Linked DNA regions of Homo sapiens: region 1 is linked to region 2. Evidence: chromatin loops called from intact Hi-C (ENCODE). Cell type or tissue: gastrocnemius medialis. All regions are shown on one strand. Links, peaks and the distances in the headings refer to the core of each region. The heading gives the core; the rest is flanking DNA.

The links. Peaks named below come from ENCODE experiments on the same cell type or tissue, not always from the same donor. Only the 100,000 strongest peaks of a DNase experiment are listed, where the experiment ranks them.
Region 1: a loop joins it to region 2, with 5 times the contacts of the local background. A loop is called at or near these places in 2 of 110 quality-filtered maps.

Annotation. Positions count from the first base shown.
Region 1 is chr9:26,122,206-26,127,595 of GRCh38, forward strand. No RefSeq gene overlaps it. Among named protein-coding and RNA genes, the nearest start is that of LINC03106, 58 kb to the left of the region's middle. In gastrocnemius medialis, for the core only: no CTCF peak of the experiment used is centred there; no DNase peak of the experiment used is centred there.
Region 2 is chr9:26,062,807-26,068,196 of GRCh38, forward strand. It overlaps LINC03106 (long intergenic non-protein coding RNA 3106), which reads left to right and starts at 3,869. Exons shown (of 7, transcript NR_170894.1): 1 at 3,869-4,020. In gastrocnemius medialis, for the core only: no CTCF peak of the experiment used is centred there; no DNase peak of the experiment used is centred there.

The DNA.
Region 1 (5,390 bases), core at 174-5,173, 59 kb after region 2:
ATGGGCTTTTCTCTTCCTTTACTATTAAGGTTAAAAATTGGAAAATTCACATTGCATACAAGCTAAGCATATTGTCATAGATGGTAGAGATATACACACAAATAAGGAAAAAAATGAAGATGACTAGAATTCATTTTAATGTGAATTATGAGAAGAGAAGAGAAGGGGTCTAATGTTCACAGAGACTCTACCAGGTGCTAAGCTGTCTACATTTATTATTTATATTTAGTCATTATAAAAAAACCCAGAAAGTAGTTATTATTTGTTATAAAATATAAGTATCTAAGAAAAAGTTACAAAAAGTGCAAAAGAAGTTCAAGATTAAAAAAACAATAGTTTTAACTTTTTAAGTACCTTATTAAAAATATATCTGTACCAAATATATTACTAAGTACTGCATATGCAATATCAGCTTTAACCTTAGAATAACTATAGAATATATATTTTTGCCCCATCTTAGAAGATGAGAAATCTGAAGCATAAAGAAATTTAATAATTTGCTGAAAGTAACACAACTATTAGGGGCTTAAATCCAGACTTGACTCTTGCATGAAGACATGCCCCTTCTGCTGTACCACATTGTCCCTTGAGGGAACCAGAACGGCCAGGGAATTGGCCAATACATGAAGATAAAGCAAAACATAATTACTGGATAATTTTGATAAACAGCATCACTGGTTCAACAGTTTAGTTGATTATATTTACTAGCTAAGTCACAATCAGTTATATGTACTTACATCTCTCCAGACATAAAGAGATACTTGTATTTCCAAGTCTCTCTCAATATATTCTGATTTGAACATTAGCAAAAATGTACCAGTATAGAATAGATTCTTAAAACTCAATCGAAAATGGGAAAGATGTTTTTTTGGTCTTATAACAAGTGGACAGCTAAATTATAATGAAAAATAAATAAGAAAAACCTTATTTATCCTATGTAAATGTATACACGTATGAATATACTGTGTGGTTTTTTTTCAAGAAATAATTCCTTCACAGGCAACCTAGGAAATATAGTAATTAAAAATGCACTCTTTAAAATCAGAATTTTCAATCCTGCCCTTGCCAGTTTTTGGTACGAGACTTGCACAAGTTACTTTGACAAGCTAGAGAATTCTGAAAGACCTTTTTTTTTTTTTTTTTTTTTGAGATGGAGTCTCACTCTCTAACCCAGGCTGGAGTGCAGTGCCACGATCTCGGCTCACTGCAAGCTCCACCTCCCAGGTTCACACCATTCTCCTGCCTCAGCCTCCTGAGTATCTGGGACCACAGGCGCCCACCACCACGCCCAGCTGATTTTTTTTTTTTTTTTGCATTTTTAGTAGAGATGGGGTTTCACCATGTTAGCCAGGAAGGTCTTGATCTCCCGACCTCGTGATCTGCCCACCTCGGCCTCCCAAAGTGCTGGGATTACAGGAGTGAGCCACCGTGCCCAGTCCGAAAGACATTTTTTAATGTTGGTTTTAATTTTCCTTACTGAAGTCCATAAAAGTCTTAGCCAACTCCCCAGATTTGTGTAATTGCTACAACTATTGCACTTAGGTGAGGAACTCATGTGAATTCTTAGAAAGAAATATTTATTTCCTTCCAGGTATCATAACAATGCACACCTTCAGCTGAAGGCAGAACCCTGGGAAAAATCTTCACTCTCAGGGTGTTATTTCCACAAACACAAATACTATTCTTTTTTTTCATGTTTCCATTCAGAGTAATCCCCTTCATGAAATTTTCCCTGTAGCTTCACCCAGATGTGTGAACTGGTTCTCCTTTCCTAAATTCATATGGTATTTTATTTCTTTCTCCCCACCCTCCACCTTTACTTATCTGTATTCCGTCACTCTCACAGTACAAGTTTCAAGAAGGCAGGGGCTATTTTTTTATGCATCCTATTTCTACACAGACGTTAACATAAACTCCTCATGAGTAGCTTCTTCCTCAGAGTTGTATTAAGCATTTGATGTGTTCTAGACTCTAGCATAATAATCTCTTACATTTTATTGAGTGCTTCATCTTTGCCACAAGTATCTGATAGGGGCTTTTAGAACATGATCTCATTCAATTCTCAAAACTACGCAAAATCAGTCACATTATTAAACCTGTTTTGTAAATTGGGAGGCTGAGAGGTAGAGAGTATGGCCCACGGACCTAGGATCCCGCATTGGCAACATCCTACTTGGTCTCTGCTACCTCAGAGTCCACATGCTTGACCACTGTGTAAACACCACCCCTGTAGACATTCAGGAGATACTCAATGAACAAACAGATAAAAGTCAAGGACTATTTTCCTTTTCCTTTTTCTCCAGCTTTAAGATAAGATGTAAGCAAGTGATCATATTTTTTTCAAAAGATCAAGAAATTTCTTCATATAAAGAGTATTCAGGCCAGGCATGGTGGCTTACGCCTGTAATCCCAGCACTTCGGGAGACTGAGGGTAAGGGACACTTGAGGCCAGGAATTTAAGGCTGCAGTGAACTATGATCATGCTTCTGCACCCAGCCTGGGTGACAGTGAGACCCTCTCACTAAAAAAAAAGAGTATTCAAAGAAGCACATGTAAATATTTATTTGTCCTTTGAGTAAATGCAGTGACACATAATATATCTTGAGTGCTACAGAGAACATTCAAGTTTATTCTTGGTGATTTGTAAACTGCCAGTTACTTAGACCTAATGAGTTATGAAAGTCTTGGCCTTGCATTGAAAGTTGCAAAGTGAAGAAATAATTGCTTTGTATTACCTTTGGGTAGTCAGACCCATTACTTAAGCAATTAACCTTCACTTTCTGTTCCACTTCAAGAGAGGTAAAAGCAATGGTTTTAAACATTTCTTAATAATTATTAATCCTTACATACATTGATCCATATTATGAACAGCTGTCATTGCTTACCAATACTATAGACTAAAACTTTTCACCATATTGGAAAAAAAAATAGAGGATAGATGTAAGACTTAAATAGGTCAATTGTGAAGAAGAGGCTATGGCTAATTTGATGAGTAAATACATCCAAGCTGCTCTCCAAGTACAGTGGACTCTGAATTATTTTCTCATTTTGACCTTCTAAGTGGGAATTTAATGAGACACTATTGTAGTTACTTCAAAGACTGAATAAATCTAGGATAAGACAGACATGTTTCTACTAACACTGGATGAGCTGGGTTATCTGAAAATTGGGATTCATATTCTGTAAGAAATATGTGAAAAACCTATGCTTAACAGAGGAAAAAAAATTGACAGTGAGATTACTCCTTGGAATATAAAATACACGTGTTAACTTCCTCAGATATATAAATGGTTAAAATACGCAAAAAAAAAAAAAAAAAAAAAAAAAAGTCTGTCAATGTTAGAGTCCTAGCAATCTCTAAAGACTCTTAGAAGCATACATGGTCAAATATCCTAGGAACCATAGTTGCTTGGTGGGCTCTGGAGTCAGACTACCTGGCTTCCAATTTAAGCCCAGCATTTATTATTAGCTGTACATCTTTAATGTGACTTAGCCTCAGTTTCTCAAATTACAGTTCTGGGAGCACAGTTATCTGGAAAATAGTATGTGATCCAAATGTTAGCTAGTATTCCTCTTATTGCCTATTTTTAACTGACCCAAATGTTTCTAAAACTTTACAAATAAGAAACCGAAACTGCATAAGAAAAATGAAAAACCACAGCTATTGCTTGTAGAGCTCATAATATGATGCCATATTCATTTTAAGCCAAGCAAAGCCAGTTGTTATGGGTAAGTGGGGAGTGTGTTAATGCTGTTGCTTTTCGTATTTTTCTTTTCTTCTCTTTTCTTTTCTTCTTAGAGGCCTTGAATATGTGTAAAGAGAAATCTGTTATAACAAATCGGCCAGGCGCGGTGGCTCACACCTTTGATTCCAGCACTTTGGGAGGCCGAGGCGAGCAGATCACTTGAGGTCAGGAGTTCGAGACAAGCCTGGCCAATGTGGTAAAACCCCATCTCTACTAAAAATACAAAAATTAGCCAGGCCTGGTGGCAGGTGCCTGTAGTCCCAGCTACTTGGGAGGTTGAGGCAGGAGAACTGCTTGAACCCAGGAAGGGGAGGTTGCAGTGAGCCGAGATCATACCACCGCACTCCAGTCTGGGCAACAGAGCAAGACTCCATCTCAAAGAAAAAAAAAAGGAATCTATTATAACAAATCTCAGTGCTGTATGAGTGACAAAATTACTATCATAAGAACATGACAAAAGGCAAGAAAAAAATCCAGTCTAGAAACAACTGTCTACAAGATACGTTGCCTAACAGGATTAGTGCATATTTTTTCTGTTTAAATGCTCTAGGAGAGTTCATTATTTTTACGAGATTATTCTAATAAGGTCACTCTCTCCTTTTCTTGTTTTCCTCCTCCTTCTTCTCTCTTTCTCTTTCTCCCACCCTCTCTTCAATGATCTATGGTCAAAAGCACTGGGTGATACAGCCTATTACCCACTCAACAAAGATGAGTAACAGGAGCCAGTTTCTGAGAAGAAGGTTCAAATGGGACAGACATTCTAACGCATTCCATCCCTTACCTAGCAAGCATTCTTGTCGCTGTAAATAAATCAGAAGTTGCTTCTGTGTAGCATCAACATCGTATCTACAACTCTTGCCAATCTCAATGTTTAAAAACATTTGTTTTCTAAATAATCTGAAATCTGTAAGAATTTGTTTTCCAAAAGTTTTCTTAATCACATCTACAACTTCTAATCAGAGACTTCTGTCAAATAACTAGGTTTATGAAGTTTATTAATATAATTCTAACTTAAAGCAAATGAACTTGACCTCTTTATTAGTATGTTTAACTTTATCTCAGGTAAATGTGACAATTTTTAAAAGTTTTTACAAATATTAAAGAGACTAGTACTAAAATCTACTCCAAAGACTGCCTTAAGGGACTGAGGTTTGAAAAAGGATAAAGTCAATTCTAAAATTCACGCAATAATGGGATTATTTTATAGGATAATGGTCAGATAGAAAATGGTTTTATGCCAAGTAACAGCACTGATATCAACTATACCGATCTGTGTTTCATCTCAAGAAGAAAAGGGAAAGAAATCACACTTGAGAAAACTATGAAGCTTTCCGAGATAGAATGTTGTTAGAACGCTCTGTAATTGATGATAATGACCCTTGGATGAGTCTGTTTATATGTGATTTGTGTATCACGATTACACAAGCAGGAAAAATAAGCCACCGCTTTATGAAAGATGGGTGGAGATTTTCCAATCATTTTCCAAGGTTAAACTCAGACTCTATCTATGTAGTATCAGAATTTTTAGTTGACTTTTTTTTTCTATAATATCTATTATGGCAATGTATGTGGGACTTGCCCAAGATTTGTTTGTTGTTGTTGTTTTCTCTTGAGATTTGAAGCCAGAAACTGGAAAATTACCTA
Region 2 (5,390 bases), core at 106-5,105:
TTAAAGGAGGAAAAAGCGGTGGGGAGGAAACAAAAGAGCGCGAGGGAGAGAATTAGAATGTGTTGGAATAATTTCTACTGTTTACTGAGGACCTACTATATACTAAACATCCTGCTAAACATTGTCCATCTATTATTTTTAATTCTCAAAAAGCCATGTACTAAACAAATTAATTCTTAATTATAATCCCAAGGGAAGGATATCTCCTCCCTCTTCCCCCAACCTCCTTTTCTGTCTTTGTTGAAGAACAAAAGATCAGGCAGATCAAATAACATTCAGTTATTGCATAGCTTACAAGTGGTAGAGCTGGGATTTCAAACTAAGTTCATCTTATGTTTTTCTTTATATACCACTTAATGTTGAGTTTGTATTTAGATCAATATTAGTAGAAAGAATGAAGAATGGACTGTTAATAATAATGTATGTTACCCATGATCAAGCCAGATTGTTGTGTTTTCACTTTTAAATAGATATTTACAAAAATACAATACAAAAGTGCTACTTCGCTTTTTAATAGCATGGTTATTACAAGAATAGCTTGCCAAGATCCTAATTCAAATGCCGGAACAGAAACATCAGTACAATATTAAGGGTACATGGCTTATTAATGAATATTGAAAATACAAACTCTCTATTTGAGATTTTATTCATAACTTAGTAAAACAATTCATTCCAGAGATGCTTGAATATTTAGTCAATAAATAATTCTACCTTTCTGAAGAATAAAGGATTTATGAGCATCTGCCTTTACCTTCACTGACAATAGTTACAGGTTACTTAGTATAAAGCAGGTGTCTAGTTCAATGCCTGACAAAACATAGGTCTCAGATACTTACTGAATGAAATAATTAATGAATATAGTTCAAAAAACATATTAAATGAAACTTTCTAACTTCATCTACAACCTGGCCAAACACATGCTTCAATGATGTTAAAATGTCGTTCTTAATACATTTTCCAACATTGGAATAACAAGTGATTCAGGAGAAACTATGTTAGGAATCATAACTTTTCCAAAAACAGTAAACCAGAAACTCCTGACAAATGCCCTATTTTTAAATTTTTTATTACGTGTATTAGCATATTGAATTACATGCACAGAGTCTGTACATAATCTTATGGAAACATTACCTTTTCTGCTAAACTATCAAATATTTGAACACATAGAGTTTTGCAAATAAAGCAGGAAGACCTATGCAGAGGGAGTCAGTTGGGAAGGCAGTCATTCATCAAATTACCTATGTTCTTGATCAAATCACTCTAGCTATATGTGGCCTTAGAATACACAGGAAAACAAGGGGTTTGCTCTAAAATAATTTCAATTTTCCATAAGTTTTCATCTTTTTTAAACGGTATGGTTGAAAGAGAGACTGATACTCTCCATTTGAATCTTTGTTCATAGCCCCTCTATACTGTGTTCAAATGAAAGTAAAACTATATTCTTCAGCCTCTCCTGCAGATAGGGATAATCAGTTAAATCTAAGTGGTTTACGGAGGGACATCCAAACATCTTATTTTGCCTCTTTGCATTCTCCCTATTTCTTGCATAGAACATGATTGTAAACATTGATGCTCCAGAAACCATATCACGACCCTGAAGATAGGAACCCTGAAGACTAAGCAACAATAGATGAAACTTGGCTTCTTAATCGTTTCTTGATATTATCATACCAGTTCTGAACTGATGTTTAATTTTTAATATTCATGTTTATTAATTTTATTTTAACTGTGAACACAAGGTACTGTGGATCACAGACTGAGTTCTTATAAATTACCTCATAGTAAATAAGTTTATCACCTCACTCCCCTTGACCCTAGACCTTATTCTGGGAGTGACTTGGCAAAAGCCAGGTCAAATGTTCTATGCTAGCAGCTGGATATTCCATAGGTGAGAAACAGACATTTTTTTCTCCATTTATGTTCAGAAAAAAGGCAGCCATCACATTCCTCCTGAAAGAAGAGAAAAAAATTTTGTGGATGGAATAATGATCCCTTTGAGATTAGATAGAAAAGATCCTGACTTCTCACTCTAACCTTTTGAAATGTAAATACATCCTTCTGGGTGCTAGACAAATCACTGGGTATCTTTTAAACTTCTAAGACACAAAGATGTCTTCGAGGTCTGGGCTTCATCTTTCCTAAAATGGAAATACTTTAAGGAGATATTGTTCTAGTCTCCCTGACACCTTGAGTCTTAATGTAAAAACCTAGTCCAAACTATAACCATTTGGCACTCTCAGATCAGAGCAATCAAGCAGATAAATGGCCACAGATCTAATTCTCATAAGTGAAGAGTAAAATATTCCTAGGGAAAGGGAAAACATTGTATATACTGTAAAATGTCTATGAGTCAGGAAGCTAGGACATTATATAAGAGTACTGAGGAATACAGAGAGCTTTTATTTCTCCACAACAGGCTACATCTAGACATCTACCAGAAAATGTTTAAGCCATTGTAATCACATATCTTTTATTAGCATGAAAATATAACTCCAAGTTCATAAAATGTTTGACTTTAAAGTAACAAAAATTTAGATAAAATCTAGCTTCCAGCTCAAAGGACTAGTGACTATCACAGCGCTAGAAACATATGAAACAATCAATACAGGATTACTGAATGCATGGAGAAATTAATGTGTTCATAAAAAGCAAATAGAAGCCACCCAAAATAACCCACATTACACAGCCAGCAAAGGTAGAAGCACAGGACTCAATATAATGGTTGCCTGAATAAATGCTTCCACTTTTACTGTCCTGTTTGGATTGCCCCTACTGTCTTGGTTTTATTTCAATACTAATCCCACACATTTGCATTTCTCTTTGAAAACATTCAATATTACCATCCTCAATATTCACCTAATGCAGGAATCAGCTTAAATATAGCTTATTCAGGGACAAATTGCAAGGTCATCTTAACTAAGTTAAATTATTTTACTATTTATTGCTTTAATACTGTTTATTTAACTTTCAGCAGCAATTATCACATTAAAATTGCCTATTAAAATCAACTAACATTACAGCTGGGTTGAAAGCTTGGTAAGAACCAGGGACACATTCGTGTTACAACTGACTGAATTCCCAGCATTTAGCTCAGTCAGTGCCTAACTTCTTTATTTTTTAAAAAATTAATTCCTCTGTCTCTTTTATTTTTCTTTCACAAAATGTTATTCATTATTTCCCAACAACAGTCAGAAAATGATCTGCTGTAACTTTGGTGGCATTTTTAAAATTGCATTATTTTCTAGCCATGAATCATTGTCCTATGGTTGTCTACTTTGCGACATAGCAGTGGACAAAATTACACTCCACAAAAAAAAGAGACGAAAGCAGATGATATAGCCCTAGAGAACTGATTTCCTGCTTCAAATACGTTTCCTGATTGAAGATTGCACACCTAGGAGGTGAGATGAGAGAGCTATTCTATAAAAGTGTCCAGCAGATGTACTGCAGTAATTCCCACTGTATTCATCATTTACTGAATTGCTCACACACCAGAGGTATAATCCAATGTAAATGATCTCATCACCCATCAGTATGAGGGCTCAAAAATTCAGCTTGGCCTCAAGCTAAAACTTGACATTTCAAGGTTTTCAAATCCACAGTAAGTAAGCAGTATGTTGATGACTTCCAAACGTCTCTTCTGAAACAGCACCAGCTTTTGAGAAATGCAGGTGTTTGGGATCTAGAAATAGAAGTGGCCAGCTGCCCTTGAGGTGCTTGGGGCACAGTTCCATATTTCCTACCCCTGATTTGGCCCTGAGCAAGGAACATTTTGTGCAGAAAATAATAGAGTTGACACCATTTGCATTCTGCTCATACAAATACTAAAGAATTAAATTTAAAAGGTTCATTTTAAAAGTATCCCTTCTTGCAGTTTCACTGGCATTGCTCTATGTGGAAGACATAAGGCATTCTCATGCTGTGAAATCAGAAGAACACAGAGACTCTCCAGATTGGCAGAGAATTTGAGAGACCACTCATGCATGAACACACTCCAAATAAAGGGGTATTGGACCTGAGGTAAGTTCACTAGCCCTTCTGAGTTGTGTTTCTTGAACTATGAAAGGAGAGAACCAGGCTAAATCATTTTACATATTCTTTCTGTATTTAACATTTTCTGATGTCATGATTCTGGCCAAGATTACACTGAGAATAATTTCACTCAGGAACATTATTGATCACCTCCTTCATTAATTCCATGTAAATTTTGTGGTATATTTATTGGACAAAACTTCGGCTTGTCATATATACCTGCAATCTAGGTTTTCTTGTACCATAGCACTTCCCAGCGGTGTGATCTTGACCAAAACACTTATTCTCCTAAATTTTCAGATTTTTTTTTTTTACTGTAAAATGGAAACAAAAATAATTCCATAAGGTTAAAGACAAAACTAGATGATAAGTTCCTGGAGATAACTAATTTTTCAAGAGATGTTCATTCTTTCTTTAACACAATCCCCTTAACAGCTTGTATTTTCAAGCATCTAAAATATATATAAAAAATTACAATAAACACATTTTTATTATGTATTTAACTCATTTCTAGTGGCTCCTGGGTTTTTTCCATTGCAAGCTGCATTTTCTCACTTCCTTATCTACCCCCTGATTGCAATTTACAGCATTACTTTATTCTATAATGTTATGCCATAATGTTAAGCTCATCATTCTTAGCTCCAAATGACAGATAATCAACTTGAATTACCTAAGAATAAAAGGGGTTAAGGTGTTTATTGAAATGACATTGCAGTGGCCTGACAAAGGAAAATCAATAGGTACTAAATAACTCAAAAACCTATGGTTTTAAAATCTTTCTCTTTCTCTCTCCCCTCCACTAGCAGTTATTTCTTATCTTCAGGATTATCCACATTACAGCGAATAAGCCTGCTGGCAATTCTTGTCATAGTCTTATAACTAGTTAACAGGAAAAAAAATAGAACTTCTCTTTCCTAGCTTCAGTATTTAACAAAAAATGCAAATTATTCTGATTGGTCTACTTTGATCATATGTTTACTGCCTGGACCAATCACAGAAGTCAGAACTGTGATCTTATAAATGGCTCAACTTAAGCTACACACCCCCTGTAGCAAGTGGAGATAGAGTCTGTTTCAGCAAGAGGTGAGGTAAAATGTGCAAAATAAACAACACTGTCAGGTGTTCTTGGAGCTTTGTGAAGTGACTAATTGCAATCCTAGCTGTGGACCTCTAGGAGAATAAAACTAAACATATACCAAACAGAATTGCTTATAAAATATCCTATATCCTACTATCTCCTTATGATTTGGAAATTATAATTGGGGGAGAGAATGGATATAAAGTGTTTGTGTTTGTTATTGAATATTATTTTTCCTTTTTGATATGGTAAATGGGAAAAATTACTATAGATAGCCATT